Linked DNA regions of Homo sapiens: region 2 is linked to region 1. Evidence: chromatin contacts called from ENCODE Hi-C or POLR2A ChIA-PET data. All regions are on one chromosome and are shown on one strand. The core of a region is the stretch at or near the end of the contact, and the rest is flanking DNA. Distances in the headings are between cores, read along the strand shown.

Region 1 (7,743 bases), core at 2,031-4,530:
GAGCAAGAGAGAGAGTGGGAGGGGAGGTGCCACACTTTACAACAACCGGATCTCACAAGAACTCACTCCTCATCCTGAGAATAGCACCAAGCCACGAGGGATCCACCCCCATGACCCAAACACCTGCCCTCAGGCTCCACCTCCAACACTGGGAATTACATTTCAACATGAGATTTGGGTGGGGACAAGAATACCAAGTTTGGTATGGATTGATAGCTTTGTCAGTGTACTGTACTATTTTCAATGACAATTTAATGCCATCTTCCTTACCTGGGCTAAGTAGATAATTTTCTTCAATTGCCTTGAACCTTTTCCCAAAGCAGAAATTTGTCAGACTATTCTTGCTCAGAGAATGCACTGTGCTTTTGCTTTGATTGTTAAGCATTTTTAATTAGCAGCATGAAGCGTATTAGAGAGAAGGCATTAATTGCTTCCTTAGCTCCCCTGATATTACTTGAGTGAGGATATCTTTAACTCTGTCTCTTCTGTGTCTCTTTGCAAGGAGAGAAAAATTTTATTTTCATGGGCTTGAAACCCTTGTGGTCCTTTTATTCTTATTGCAAAGCTGTACTTAAAGGAAAATTAAGGAGAAATTTTAACCATTCTAGTTGTCAATGGTGGTCTCATCCTGAAACTGTTGGTTACCTTGGCAACACGGCTTGGGTACCAGCCTCTCTCCTATTTCACCTAACTAGTAAACATATGTGAACATCTGGACATGTGTGCGTTGTGTGTATAGGTGAGAAATCTACGTTTATGAAGGAGTCAGGGTATTCACAGGGTATCTGTGCTACGTGCTTTATTTTAGCCAGAGTTTCCTGGCTAACCTCTTTCAGCATTTTGCAACTTGCCTTCCACTTCTTACACAACACTAAAAATTTCCCTAAACATTTTAAATCATATTTTAACACAGCAGAACTTGGCAGTTTTAACAGCTTACTATGATTTCCTCACATCTTTTTTACTTTAGAGAATACGAAATCAAATTTTAACAAATCACATTATGAGTTCCCCCACACATTCTATTTCTTAAAAAAATAGAAACATGATGAATCATTATGTTAGGATACCCCAGGCTGGGCGTGGTGGCACACGCCTGTAATCCCAGCACTTTGGGAGGCTGAGGCGAGCGGATCACCTGAGGTCAGGAGTTTGAGACCAGCCTGACCAACATGGAGAAACTCTTTCTCTACTAAAAATACAAAATTAGCTGGGCGTGGTGGCGCATGCCTGTAATCCCAGCTACTCAGGAGGCTGAGACAGGAGAATCACTTGAACCCGGGAGGCAGTGGTTGCAGTGAGCCAAGATCGCACCATTGCACTCCAGCTTGGGCAACAAGAGTGAAACTCTGCCTCAAAAAAACAAACAAACAAAAACTCCGCCTCAAAAAAAAAGATGCCCTAAATTTTTAATTTCAAAATTAAATGTATTTTTGGAAATTTGATTTGTTTAAAAGAATATTCCTATAATTATGGCAGGCTAACTAACAATTATGAAACAATTACAAAAACAACTATGGAATATTGGGATATTTCTTCATATTCTAAAGTCTATGCTTATAGAAACATGTTTGTGATTTTGAAGATGTTTGAGATATTTGTTACGGTAGGCACGTTTTTAATTGGCAAGTATAAATACTACCTGTTAAAACTTATAATTTTTAGAAAATTCAAGATTTAACACAAGAAAGAAAGTAAAAAATAAATACTTAATGTTAAAATTCCACCATTAAAAAGTGCTTTAAAGTTTTCTGAACTTAATTTGAACCTTTATTTTCATGTAGACACCATTAATAAAGTATCCGAAAGGGTAGTGACAGAGGATTTGTTTGAAATTTGCAATAGACCTAAGTGAGAAGTGGGAGGGAATTATTTCTGGGGCCCCGGTTTCTCTGCCTGGTATTTCTTCTCTTCCCACCACATACCTGTACTTGGAGGTGCACAGGTTCCTTGGGGCTAGGATGAGTGGCGAGGCCAGTCAACAAAATAAGAAGAAAAACATGAATTTTCCGCCCTTCTGGCTTTTTTCCCTTCTCCCCTTTGCCTCTCTTGGTGACTGGCTGTGCACTTACCCGCCACCCAAATCATGAACCTGAGAATTACTTTCATGATGCTTCCAGCACCCTGTCGACCCCATTCTCACTCTCATCAGTATCATCGGTATCCAAATGTGATGTGTGATGGTACCTCCTTCACATGTGTTATCTTGTCCCTTCCTCTCTATTTCTTGAAGTTGTTCACAAGGACAATTACAACAAGCTCTTCACTGCCCAACCTTCTCTTTAATCCAAATTTTATGATGATGCTAAGAAATCTCTTCAAACCACGATTTCGTTCGGTTACTTACTGGCTTTTTTTTTTTTTTTTTTTTTTTTAAAGACATCAAGAGCTTTCTCAATGCCTTTAGGGTAAGTCTTAATTTCTAGAACTGGTCCTTAAATTCCGACCAAGCCTAACCTTACACTGTGGGCCACTTGAACCTTTCCTCATCTCCAGGGTTACTATGTCTGGTGTGGTCACTGGCACAACTCTAGGGGGCGCCATGCACACTGGCAGTCTATATGACAAATGTTCTCTCTGCCTGAAATTTCCTTCCCTGCCTGTCCTTTAAAATGCAATTTTTCTTGAATTTCTCAAACTACTTTACTTCCTTGAAATTGGAGCCCTTCTTCCTCTCAGTGGACTCTACCTTTACCTATTTCATTCATCTACTTACTTTCCAACTCTCCAATCTTAAGTGCTTGTTTCCATGTTTCTCTGTCTCCTTTTCCTGCCTACCCCTCACTGAAAAGTAAGCCCCTGAAACACAGATGCTGTTTTATTTGTTTTTATAGCCCTTACATTTAGCACTTAACCTGGTACAGAGAGGCACTTAATATTCAGTCTAAGAGTGCATGAGTGAATGAATGAATGCAATACAATGAACTCTGGTTGGTTCACGCAACCCTGGGTTTCTTTTTTTGTTTTTAGACGGAGTCTCGCTCTGTCGCCCAGGCTGGAGTGCAGTGGTGCGATCTCAGCTCACTGTAACCTCCATCCCCTGGGTTCAAGCAATTCTCCTGCCTCAGCCTCCTGAGTAGCTGGGATTACAGGCGCCTGCCACCACACCCAGCTAATTTTTGCATTTTTAGTAGAGACGGAGTTTCACCATGTTGGCCAGCTGGTCCCGAACTCCTGACCTCAGGTGATCCGCCTTGGCCTTGGCCTCCCAAAGTGCTGGGATTACAGACATGAGCCACCGCGCCCAGCCAACCCTGGGTTTCTGTTTACATTTTTTTCTATGTGGATCTGGACTGTGTTTCCTTCTATGCTAGCCCAGACTAGCCTAATAACACCTGCCCCTCCCAACTGTTTTCTAGTTGATTTACTTATAGCTTCTGTCCCTAGCAGGATCTGGCTTTCTCCTGGAGCAAGTGTATCTGCTACTACATACTATCTGCACCCTCGTATCCTATTTCCCTTCCTCTGTGGGGACGACTAAGGGTTTACCATGGCTGCAGCACAACTGGCATCTGTCAGAATCAAAACTCATTAATAAAAAAATGATAATGCTTCAAAGTACATTACATTACTCCTTCAAAGTCCTTTGTGAACATTATCTTATTAATCATCACAATAGCTCAGGGGAAGATAAACATTGTTGGTTATCTTACCTCGATCATATTTTGAAGGAACTGTTTTTTTCTTGTTATTGTTTGATCATGCTATGAAATCTGGATAGCAATTTTCATATTGGCTATTTGGATATAATTTGATATGCTGACGTAAAATTTCCCTGGATCAGTAAGGTGGTTTTTATTTTTATTTTAGATGTCTCACTGGTACTCTTGTAGAATTCTTTCCAGAGAGCTGAGCAAAGAATAACAAGCAAAAGACTGAGATATTTCTCCTCAGGGGTTGAAATTTTCTGGGTATCTTGAGGCTCATTAAATCATTGGTTCATGATGTAGAAAAGCAAAAGACGAGTTACTTGTACACATAGTAGGTGCTAAAATAACAGTTGAATGATTGAATGAAGTATTATTTTAAAACCTGGAAGTTTAAATAAGGGACTTATGTAAAAAATTAGTATCCTAGTCAGGAATTCCATTAGTAACCAGCATCAAGTAGCCAAAAGAGAATTCTTTTAGGAGGGGAATTTTACTTAGGAAACTGGTTTAAAGAATCTACTCAGTTCTTCTGTCCCCGCCTCACCTCTAGCATCCTATGTTTACTTTTCTCATAGCGCTTATCACACATTTTATCATGTATTTGTTTACGACTTTAGTTTCCCTTAGATGGCAGGAAACACTTCTGCTTGACACACAATGGGAGCTCAATAAATGACTGTTGAATGGAAAAAAAATTAACTAGAGAAATCTTTCCCACCAAAAGTAAAAAGTGGAATAAGTTCAATTTCAAAGTTACAGGAAGAGATGGTATAAGCATTGGGCACTACATTCAAGTTGGGTGTCAGGTATCCTCAACGCGCCTTGTATGAGGAATTTGAAATCTTCCAATAACTCAACAACAAATGGTACCACCTCTGGAAGATTTTCTTCTTTCAAGAGATGAGCGATGTCACAGATGACATGGGCACTTTCTATGTTCTAAGATGGAGTCTTATTTCGTGGGAGTGTCTAGGGTGGAGTGGCCCTCAGTACAACTATACCTGTTCATCTCTGGTGCTGGGAGAGTGTCCTAGAGGGAGGTTTCATGAGGCTTACCTCAAATTTTTTTCCAGGCCAAACAAACATTTTTGGCTTCATAGATTACTGTCAACTCTATGTCTACCCCGTCAGCATAGACTAAAAGGCCAGGCTGTAGTCAGGCTGTGGTGTAATCGGGCATCTGTCTTTTCTAATCACAGTAGTTTTGTGGCATGGGGTGTGGAGCTGAGTGGAAGGGCGGGACATTTCTCTGGCCTGTACTTCCTCTTCCTGGTCAAGCTCACACACTTCCCACTAGCACTCTGTCTTCCCACCCTTCTTACTGTTACTCCAGGAAGTGCCAGTGCCCAGCACAAGCTTCTGAAAACTCCCTCAGTTTAAAAACACTCCCGAACCCTTCCTCCAACCTCCAGAAAAATGTCACCCATTATTAAGAAATGCCCGAGTAGAACACGCTGGCTTCTAAATGTCACTTTTTAAGATTTGGAGATAAAACACCGTCATAGCTTTAAAAAATCCTGTTCACTCTTGCCTTTTATCTTTCAATAAGAAAGTTGGTGTTGACATCCCTTATAGAGGAAGCACAGCAAAGAGGATTAAAAGTGGTTCGAAAGTCCAATGAGGAATGTATACTTTCAACAACTCTGCTGTAGAGGGAAGAATCTTAGCCAATGGCTTTCCAGAAAAGTGATTATGCTTTAAAAACAAAATTCAAATACTTAATAAGTCTAGGTTCCTCAGCTTCAGCTCTTAAGCGTACATTAGTGCTCACACTAGCATCTGTTTCATTCTTTTAACAAAATAACATTGTTTTGATGAAAATCTGTGCCTCAGTTGGCCATGTTTTGCGCAGCAGTTTTAGATTGGGTATTCAGAGTGATGATAACTGTGATTGCTTTCCTAAGTAGTCTGCTCAGCATGAATATCCCCAGTGTGGAAACTTCTCTCAGGGAGATTTCTGTAGCTTTCAGGACCATGGAACTCTTTGTGTAACTTGATACTCAATGGACTTTTTTCTCAAGCCCTGGAACCCTATTTTTTTTTTTAGGAAAACCCTGGACTAGCTCATGGTTTGGGTGGAGAAGCCCAAAAAGCTGATGATAAGCAGGTAGGAAAGGCAGCCCCCTCCCTTCAGTCATGGTAGGTCCCCTGGGAATTGGTTTCTCTCTGTCCTGAGGTGGGGAAATCTGGTAATCAGTAAATCAAATGGTTTCTAGAATTTCTGAAGCTCTTCCCCAGAAACTGAAGCAACCGCAGTTTGAAAACCACTACAGCAAAGCAGTTAGGAGACTAAACAGAATTTCCCAAATGGTTCACTTTCCTTCTAAAAGTTACAAACACTCCCTATTCTGGAGGAATAATTGGACCCATGAAGCTTGGAAGGCTGGTTTTAGAGCTGGAAAGTTTTGTGTTCAAATATCCGTTACCTTCTTCTGAGAAGAAAAGCTTGTACTTGGATTGGAATTCTGTTCCACATCTTTGAGATAAACTTCATTTGATTTATCAGGTCAATCCTTAGCTTTTTGAGTTGCCAAATTAGTTGGAATGGGATTATTTTATTTTTAAAGCATCAACTATTAGACATAACTTGGAGGTCCAACAAACTTGTCTCTTGTGTGCCTTGGTTTCCCCCATTTCTAATCTCTCCCCAACCCGAGGTGTTAATTACAATTCTAGCTCTGTAATTAATAGGGCAGTTACTTAACCTCTTAGGATTCAATTTTCTCTTCTTTAAAATAAACAGTTGCTGGACTGAGATGATCAATAAGGCCTTTTTAATTGTTAACAATTGACGATTACATGAGGTTTCGTCCTCCATGGCCACACAGCCATGTCACAGTGCCCTATAATCACACAGGCCACCCTTCTCTTAGACTCCAATACACCTGACCCTGGAGTTGTACAACACAGTGGCCCAGTGGTTTGAGAGGTGTGTCCAAGTTTCCCCTCAGCCTTAAAAAATCTTTCCTTTCCAGATGCTTTGAAATGTTGCCACTGGAGACCCAAGCTTAAATATTATTCTCTCCAGTACAATTCTTGGACAGATAACACATTAAGTCATTAACAAGTTCTATGAATTGTTTTTATTTCTCCCATGACAGGAAGAACCTGGAGAAGTGGGAGAACTCTGAATAGATGGGGAGGTGGTGGTGGTGAGGGAGGGAGGCTGAGCCAAGGCTTTTGAGGCAGAAGTAACCAAATTCAGCTCTTGGATCCATTTATAAGCTGTGTGACTGTGGGTTAATTATTTAAGCATTGGGTCTCAGTTTCTATATCTATAAGGTGGTAGTATTTACCTGTGGAGGGCTGTCCTGAAGACTGAATTCAATATTGTGTAAGCATCTAGTGTACAATAGGCACTCACTAAATGGAACTATTACCATGACTTCATAATTTTACCCACAGCTAGATCTGCAATTAAGTGTTCTGATCACCCTATTTGATAGCAAAACTCAAATAGAAGCTCTGGTATTCAAGGGACAAACAGACATACCTTCCTGCTTGAAGAACAACTTTTTATTTCATAACCCCTCTGTGCCTGTGGCACAGTGAGGCTCGGATGCCAAGAAGCGCTTGTTCTCTGATCTTCCTCACGCTCTCTCCAATACCTCTGAGTTGTTTGGCACATGTTTTGAAACGTGAAAATGGGATAGCACTTTCTAAACAGTAAAATCATTATGTTAAAAGCTCATTTGATTTTCTTCCATTTGAATGTGAACTACAGTGCTGGAGATCTTTGTTTTTGTTAGGGAGTGGGTTTTCTCTCTCTCCCTTTTTTTAATTTGTCTTCCATTAGAAAAGTATTTTTTGATTGCTTGCACGGTTTATTTTGTGGAAATAAGACTCTATTGTTCTATCAGGGGAAAAAAACATCCACCGCAATAACCATTTAGCACAAGGAGAAGGAAGAAAGGTATTTTGGAGAAAAATAATTCCTTTCCCATATTTCTCTTAAGTTGTATATCTTGGAACTAGTTTTCCATTATAAGAAACTTCTCTTTTGTTTATGAAAAAAAAAAAACCTCTAAGAAGTCAAAACCCATAGGATTTGTTCTTTTTCCTAGCTAATTTTCAAGCAAGATGCAAAACTGCC
Region 2 (7,743 bases), core at 2,923-5,422, 79 kb after region 1:
CATTCTTGTGATAGTTATCATTAATGGGAGAGACTGATTTGGCCCATGAATTTTGAAAAATAAATGCAGTGAAAGAAAGTTCCAGGAAAGGGCTGTTCTGGGCTCAGCAGTAGCTCTTCTCCACTCAAGACACAGAATGTGAATATCAACAGCCAGATGGTCATCCAGGTAGTAGGCTCTGAAAGGCATCAGGGAGGACCCTCTGGCAAAATCTGTCTTTTATCCCAACTGTCACTGTGTATGGAATTTCATAAGCATTCAATCTTTTGAGTTAAGCAGTGTCAATTATTTTTCTTCTTTTCTCTATTCATTCAAGAATTATTTATTAAGCATTAATGATGTATCAATGAGTACGAGGTACTAGAATGAAAAAAAACTGTTTTAGCTATTAAGATGTCCACAGCCTACTGAAGGAGACAGAAAACAAGCAGTGACACAATAGCTAACATGTATCACATGCTGGACACTGAAAAACAGCTTACTGGTCTGCCCTAATTCTCATAACAAACCTATATATGAAAGGCCAATTTATTTATTTTTTCTTTTTTAAATAGAGACAGGGTCTTGTTATGTTGCCCAGGCTAATCTCAAACTGTTGGACTCAAGCGATTCTTCTGCCTCAGCCTCCCAAAGTGTTGGGAGTACAGGTGTGAGCTATTGCACCTAGCCTAGAAGCTAATTTAAAACTTCATTTTCCATACAGGAGATGAATCCCAAAGAAGTAGATAATATTTTAAGGAAACTGACCTACATTAGGCCATGGGAGAAAAGATGGAGAAGACAGGATAAAGAATCAATTAAGAGGGTTTCCTGCTATCTTTCCTAATTGCAGTTTCTTCTCTTGTCACCAACTTTCTGATGTTGGAATATCCCAGTACCCAGTCCTTATTCTTTACTTTTCTATTTTTACTGTGTCCTTTGGTGAACTCATTTAATCTGACAGTTATGAAGACATATATATATACACACACTGATGATTACTAATTTAATTTCTCTAGCTGGACCTCTCTTCCAAACCCCAAACATATATCCAATTGCCTACTTGAAACCCCCATACAGATATCTTATAGACACCTCAAACTTAACATGTTTCACTAAACACTGATCTTCCTCTAAACCTGTTCCACCTATCTAAGTTGAGAACACTATCATTCCAGTTGCTCACAATAAAAACTGGAGTCATTCTTGACTCCTCATATTGTCTGATTCCCCATATTTTAATCTGTCAAGAAATCTGACTGGAAGTTAATACCACCAGTTAGTAAGACATATTGATGACATGGATATCCTGATATGATGCACTGAGAAGGACACACATCATTTCTGTAATATTCTTGACAAAAAATGCAATCCAATCATGAGAAAACAGCAGACAAACTTAATCATGGGTCATTCTACAAAATAACTGACCATTACTCATCAAAAGTATCAAGAAAAAACCCAAGGAAATACTGAGGATCCATCTGTCACAGATTGGAGAAACCCAGGAAAACACAACTACTAAATTCAGTGTGGGATCTTGGAATTAATACTGGAACAAAAAAAGGACATTGGGGAAAAGCTAGAGAACATAACTTGAACTTGACATAATGGTATCATATCAGTGTTAATTTCCTGAATTTGAACTTTACAAAATGGCCACATAAGTTAACATTGGGAAAAGCTGAGTGAAGGATATAAGGGAATTTTCTATATCTTCAATATTTCTACAAATCTAAAATTATTTCAAAACAAAAAGGAAAAATAAATCTTGTTGGACCTTCCTTCAAAATTTATGTAGAATTTGGCCATTTCTTATAACCTCTGCTGAAACCACGTGGAATTATGATATTATCCTTTACTGGGATTATTGTCATAACCTCCTAATTGGTCTTCTTGCTTCTGTTCTTGCTCTCCTAAAGTCTGTTTTCAATACAGTAGCCAGAATAATTATAAGTCAAATGTAAAATTCTACCACCCTCCTCACCCCCACCAGTAGACTTAGAGTAAAGGCCAAAGTTATTCCATTGCACACAGGTCTGACACTGCCTGGTCCTTGCTTTCCCTTCTGGTCTCCCCTTGTACCACTCTCCCACTCATTCCCTAGCTCTCACCTCACTGTCCTCTTTGCTGAGTATATTAGAAATATTCCCACTGTAGAAACTGCATGCACTGGCTGTTCCTTATGCCAGGAACACTCTTCCCCCAGATACCACCTTGGCTGATGCCCTCATACTCGAATATCACATCTCAGTGAAGCTTACCTGTCCTCTCTGTTTAGAATTTCACTCCCTTACTGGGCGTGGTGGCTCACACCTGTAATCCCAACACTCTGGGAGGCTGAGGATAACTTGAAACCAGGAGTTCAAGACCAGCCTGGGCACATAGCAAGACTGTGTCTTAAAAAAAAAAGATTAGCCAGGCATGGTGATGCATGCCTGTAGTCCCAGCTACTCAAGAGACTGAGGTGGGAGGATCACTTGAACCCAAAAGTTTGAGGTTGCAGTGAGCTATGATCATGCCACTGCACTTTAGCCTGAGTGATAGAGCAAGACTCTATCTCTAAAAAATTAAAAAGAAAAAGAAAACAAATTTCACCCTCTACTGCTCACTGCTCATCTTCACCAGTACTCCCAATCCTCTTAGTTCTGCTCTACTTTAAAAAATTGTTTTCCATCACACTTTTCATTTTCTAAGAGACTGTTTATGTTAGTTACTTATCATCATCACCATCATCATCATTGTCATTATCACCAATATCACCCTCATTACTGGTCTTTTAAAACTTGAATGTAAACTCCAGGATGGCAGGGATCTTTCCCCACTTTCCTTGCTGACATATCCCAAGAGCCTAGAAAAGTTCCTGGCCTAGAGTAGGCACTCCATAAGTACTGGATGAATTGGATAAAAGGTAGACTACACAGGACTGAAAACTACCGTGTTAGGTAACGTATAGGGTGTAGTGCAACTCTATGGCTATTGACTGGGGTAATGGGAAGGAAGACTGCACCAATAGTCAATACAGAAGAACCGCTTTATAAGGAAAGATGTTTGCTGGATATTCCTGTGAAGATGTCCCATACAATAATTTGTAGCTCTGCAATTCAGGGTAAAGACCTGGGATGGAAAGAGAGATTTGGAAGTCTTCTCTTGTAATTGAGGCATGAGAAGAAAGACAGAAGGTGGGTGTCTTGTGATTTTGATATTCATATCCTCAATAGGAGCAAGCCTCTGTGGCATGAAGCTCGGGAAGGCTAGAGGTGGGTGGGAATGGAGCAGAGATCAGAACTGAAGTTGGCTGGGTGCCAGAGACACATTTTACCTGCTTCAGAATTTGCCATAAAGCAAATCCGTTTATGGTTGAGGGAGGGGGAGGGTTAGAGAAGGCAGACAAACAATTCCTTGTCATTTAAAATAAAGCAGAACAAAAGGATGGCAGGGCATAACTTCGAATGCCCTCCCCAAAACAAATCAGTCTCAATCTATGTGCAATTTTGCTATTATAACTGGGCTGGAGCTGGGGCAGGGTGGGGAACAGTAATGAGGTGCAAAGGAAGGATCATGGCTGAGGTCTTCATTTTCTAAACTCTGACAGTTGAGGGAACACTCAGTGGTGTTTCTCTTCACCTTTTAGACTATCACCTTGTCCCTTCTTTGGAGCATAAATTTGTCATTAAAGCTTTCACTTGGCACAGATCCGATTCATCAGGGAAGACAGAACTCTGTGTTTGCATGCTTCAAGGCAGAGCTTGAGTCTACTTTGGCAAGTGTTACAAGGAAAGGGAGAAAAGAAAATAAGAGCCATAAATCATCTGGAGGCCAGAATACAGGATTAAAGACACTCGATCCATTTCAGAAAGGACTTCTGCTAGCATGTGTTTACTCAGTGACCCGGTATTCTCCTTTCAGCCTTTAGTCTCTCCCACTCCATTTGAGCTAGAGAAGTGACATCTTACATTAGAGCCTGCCCTGCTGTGGGGAAAGATCTGGTTCCATGCAGACTGGTGGAAGGCTTACTCCAGGTGGGGGCTTGTTTTTAGGCAGCATCCACTTTGAGAATTTCCCGTTCATGTTTATGTGATAGTACATCTTCAGAAATAATAAACACTTGTAATGCAACCCTTGTTGGTCTGCGGTAAACAAAGGAGAATGGCGTGATTCCCATCTTGTAACTAATCTGCTCTTCACATGACTAATTTAGCTGTGCATTCACAGGCTTGGTGAGAATCCAATTGTAAGGGAACGTACACTTCATTAAATTGGGCAATTTCTAAAAACCTAAGCTTTCAGATTTGTGTTTTCTACAACTGAACTTTAATGAACTATTCTTCCTTTTTAGATAGCCTGAGAACGGTTTTACACTTCATCATGAGTCACCTGGGTAATTATTACCTGGTGATTTTGTAATAAAATGCTACCTATCAAATGTATCATGCCACTCTTTGCATTATGAAGAAAAAACAATTTCTATATGCCAAATTACACCTGAAAATCGAGGAGAAAAAAATGTTATAGTTTCTTTTTAAATGTAATAACGCTCGCTGTCAAGAAATACTATAAGGAAACCATTCAGATCGTATTCTCAGGTACGGAAAGGCGTTTTACCTTAATTCTGGTTATCAGTATCCATTTGGAAATGAGATAACTTGAAAAAGAAATCGACACTTTGGAGCCTCCTATAACCCTTTGTGTTAAAGCTGGAATTTAGTTGAAGGCAGTCCTCAAATGATGACTTGTCAGTTCATTGTTTTCAATTAGAAGGTATTTATCCAGAGAGAAGAAAGAAGGAAACTAGCATTTATTTAACTAGGGTTTCCTGTTATAATGTTTCCAGTGTAATGATGCATGCACGCAAGAACTTAGTATACTGTGAATAATTATTTGTTGAATGAATAAATAAGCAATTAGCCAATGGCAAAGTGTTCTCTTTGATTTCAGGGACAAGGGGAGCCTTTCAAGCACATTCACCTATTGTTCCTTGGAGACCAGTGACATTGATAGGGAAAATACTCATGGACCGACCCCTGGAGGCTCCTGTGCCTCAGCAGTAGGGCTGGAAAAGTGTCCTCAAGGCCGGCGAGGTGGCTCAGGCCTGTAATCTCAGCACTTTGGGAGGCCGAGGAGGGTGGATCACCTGAGGTCAGGAGTTTGAGACCAGCCTGGCCAACATGGTGAAACCTCGTCTCTACTAAAAATACAAAAATTAGTCAGGTGTGGTGGTGGGCACCTGTAATCCTAGCTACTTGGGAGGCTGAGGCACAAGAATCACTTGAACCCGGGAGGCGGAGGTTGCAGTGAGCCGAGATCACACCACTGCACTCTAGCCTGGGCGAAAGAGTAAGACTTTTTCTCAAAAAAAAAAAAGTGTCCCCCCATTTTCCTGCATGCTATTAGGGAACTAATCTCAGTTTCTCTGGGAATGGAAGGTTAAGGGTTGTAACTGGGTAATCTTTCTGAGATTCTCAACCTCCTGTCTTAGTCCATGGGTGACATCCAGGGAAACTCAACAATTCCACACTGGAAAGGAGTCTCCAGTTCCAACACTTTCCTCCCCAAAACACTCACTAATCACCTGGAAGTCTGATTTCAGAGTTAGAGAATTTGGCGTAGTTTTGAAATACTATGTGTAGCAATAATGATTTCATATCAGTTTTTCATAGCCTATGTGATCAGAATGACCTGAGTCAGAACCATTCACCAGCCGGGTAGCCTTCACATCACAGGAGTGGAGCGCTTAAGATTTTTCTCACCTTCTTTATTTGTAAAAGTCACAAAGACTAAAGTTAATCCTGTTGCAAAGCCGTGGTTCAATTCATCCATGATAGACCCTGATAGGTTTGCCTGGATTTCAGCTATGTCTAATTAAGCCACGGCAATTTGCAGTAAGAGAGAACAAGATGTGATTGATGGCGTTTACTGTGGATCTGTGGAGTAAGCAGTAAACTCTTCTTTCTAGGTGCATTTGGTTACTTCAGGTCAAAGAGATTTGCATGAGAAAGTTTTGCACCTGGCAATATAAATTGCATGCTTAATAACTGCATGTGTGGCAAAGGAAATTTTATTAAGGCCTCGGGGCAGATTGGACTTACAGACTGTACATGCTAACACCAGGAAGGGGCAAGCACAGGGGCTAGTTGCAAAGGATTACAATCTGAGTCTAGGTCTGATGTAGACTCCAATTCTGAGCAACACTTTTGATGGTTTGTACCAGGAGTCAGGGCTGGGAAATGCCTCTGAGCTAAACGAGCAGAAGCAGAAATTTGGTACTTGTCTTTATATATGTATATACATACATGTGTGTGTGCGTGTGTGTATATATATATATATGAAATTGTCAAGTTTTGTGGGAGAAGATTAAGTTTAAGAAGTCTAAGAACAGTTTGAATAAGTTACACTCTAGAACTCTGGGGAGATGAAAGGTGAGTGATTAAGGTGGTTTCGATCTACACCATAGTAAGTGTTCAGCACTCTCTTTGGCACAGATCAGTTTGCCAGAATTGTTACACCCTTCCCAGAAGCTTGGGGCTGAAAGATTAAGGACGGTACAGGTCAAAGGTTAGTTATGTTAATATATTTATTTGCGAAAATATACAAAAGCCCTGATTAACCTTGGCTTTTGAAGTCTGAGCTGTCAGTCCTTCACGTTCATGATCAGTTTTCATCTGAAAATGTTTTCAAACAGTCTAGTATCAAAACAGAATCTATGTACCTCAGGTAAAAACATGTTGAACTGCATGGTACCTGTAATACTATGTACACTGGCAGCTTCGTTTGGTAGATACCTATCATGTAAGCTACTCTTTTGCTCCTATAAATTTAGTTACTATTTTAGGAGAGAAGGTAATTTATTAAAACAGACAACAAAAAAAGACGGGGTGAAGGGAACATTCTTTATTATTTAAAAAAAAAATCCTTTTTAGAAATTAAGCTTTCAGCTCCTTAATCTGTTAGGGGAGTACTTACTCAAAAACAAAAGAAAACAAAATGAAAACAAAAACTCTAGGTTCTTTCAGTCTTAGAGGGGTTTAGCAACAAACCATTATTGTTTGCAGACTGATTTTTCTGTGAGAAGGCAAGCTGCCTTAATGACAGCTTATGCAATAACAATCCCTGATATAGTATTTACCTGGATGTAGCAACAACTGTGCTGTAAGCCAAGAAGAAGGAGGAAAAAAAGTCAGTATCTTGTGCGTGAGAAGCTTGTAGATACCCTGAGGTGACTTCATATAATTCTAAAATAGCAGGTAGCTTCTTGCATAGCTAATCAAGGTATCAGCGCCCGGAGCAAATGGAGGTGGCTGACAGCGTGCTTTGGTTTCAGATGCATTCAGCTCTTTTTGAGTGATATGAGCTTAATTCATGTTCTAGTTTCCATACGAAAAGTTTATGCATTCTGATTTGGCAAATATCCTGTCCTATAACCTGACAGCTCTGTGCTTTGATAAAGCTGTTGACCTCAATGTCTTACTTGTACTTATTCATTATATGTGGTGGGAAAGTTAGTATAGTTTAAAAAAGGGAACAGCCTTTTTTTTTATAAAGCATTTGAATTATATACCCCAACCCTCCACTTTTATTCATTGCTTAGCAAAGGAGGATACAGGTGACTCACCTGAAAAACTTGAAATATACTCTGTAGTAAAGTGGAAAGAGCTTAAAGAGAAGGAAGTCTTAAAATTAATTAAAAAAAAGACAGAGAGAAAGGAGTCATCCTGACTTTGTAAGGTGCGTGGGTCATTTCGGGAGAGAGCAGTTCCTGGGTCA

The links. Hi-C counts contacts between places; a loop is a spot of excess contacts on that map. ChIA-PET counts read pairs that join two places held with the same protein, here RNA polymerase II (POLR2A).
Region 2: POLR2A ChIA-PET joins it to region 1 with 36 read pairs in MCF 10A. The contact joins two enhancer-like sites. A Hi-C loop is called at or near these places in 1 of 168 maps with a recorded cell type or tissue (heart left ventricle). POLR2A ChIA-PET finds 5 or more read pairs at or near these places in 1 of 52 experiments (MCF 10A).

What each region holds. Positions count from the first base shown.
Region 1 is chr13:73,283,856-73,291,598 of GRCh38, forward strand. No RefSeq gene overlaps it. Among named protein-coding and RNA genes, the nearest start is that of KLF5, 230 kb to the left of the region's middle. Within about 2 kb of position 3,281, at least 3 of the 41 ENCODE cell types and tissues checked have a DNase peak (open chromatin) inside an H3K27ac peak, as active enhancers do.
Region 2 is chr13:73,361,624-73,369,366 of GRCh38, forward strand. No RefSeq gene overlaps it. Among named protein-coding and RNA genes, the nearest start is that of LINC00392, 200 kb to the right of the region's middle. Within about 2 kb of position 4,173, at least 3 of the 41 ENCODE cell types and tissues checked have a DNase peak (open chromatin) inside an H3K27ac peak, as active enhancers do.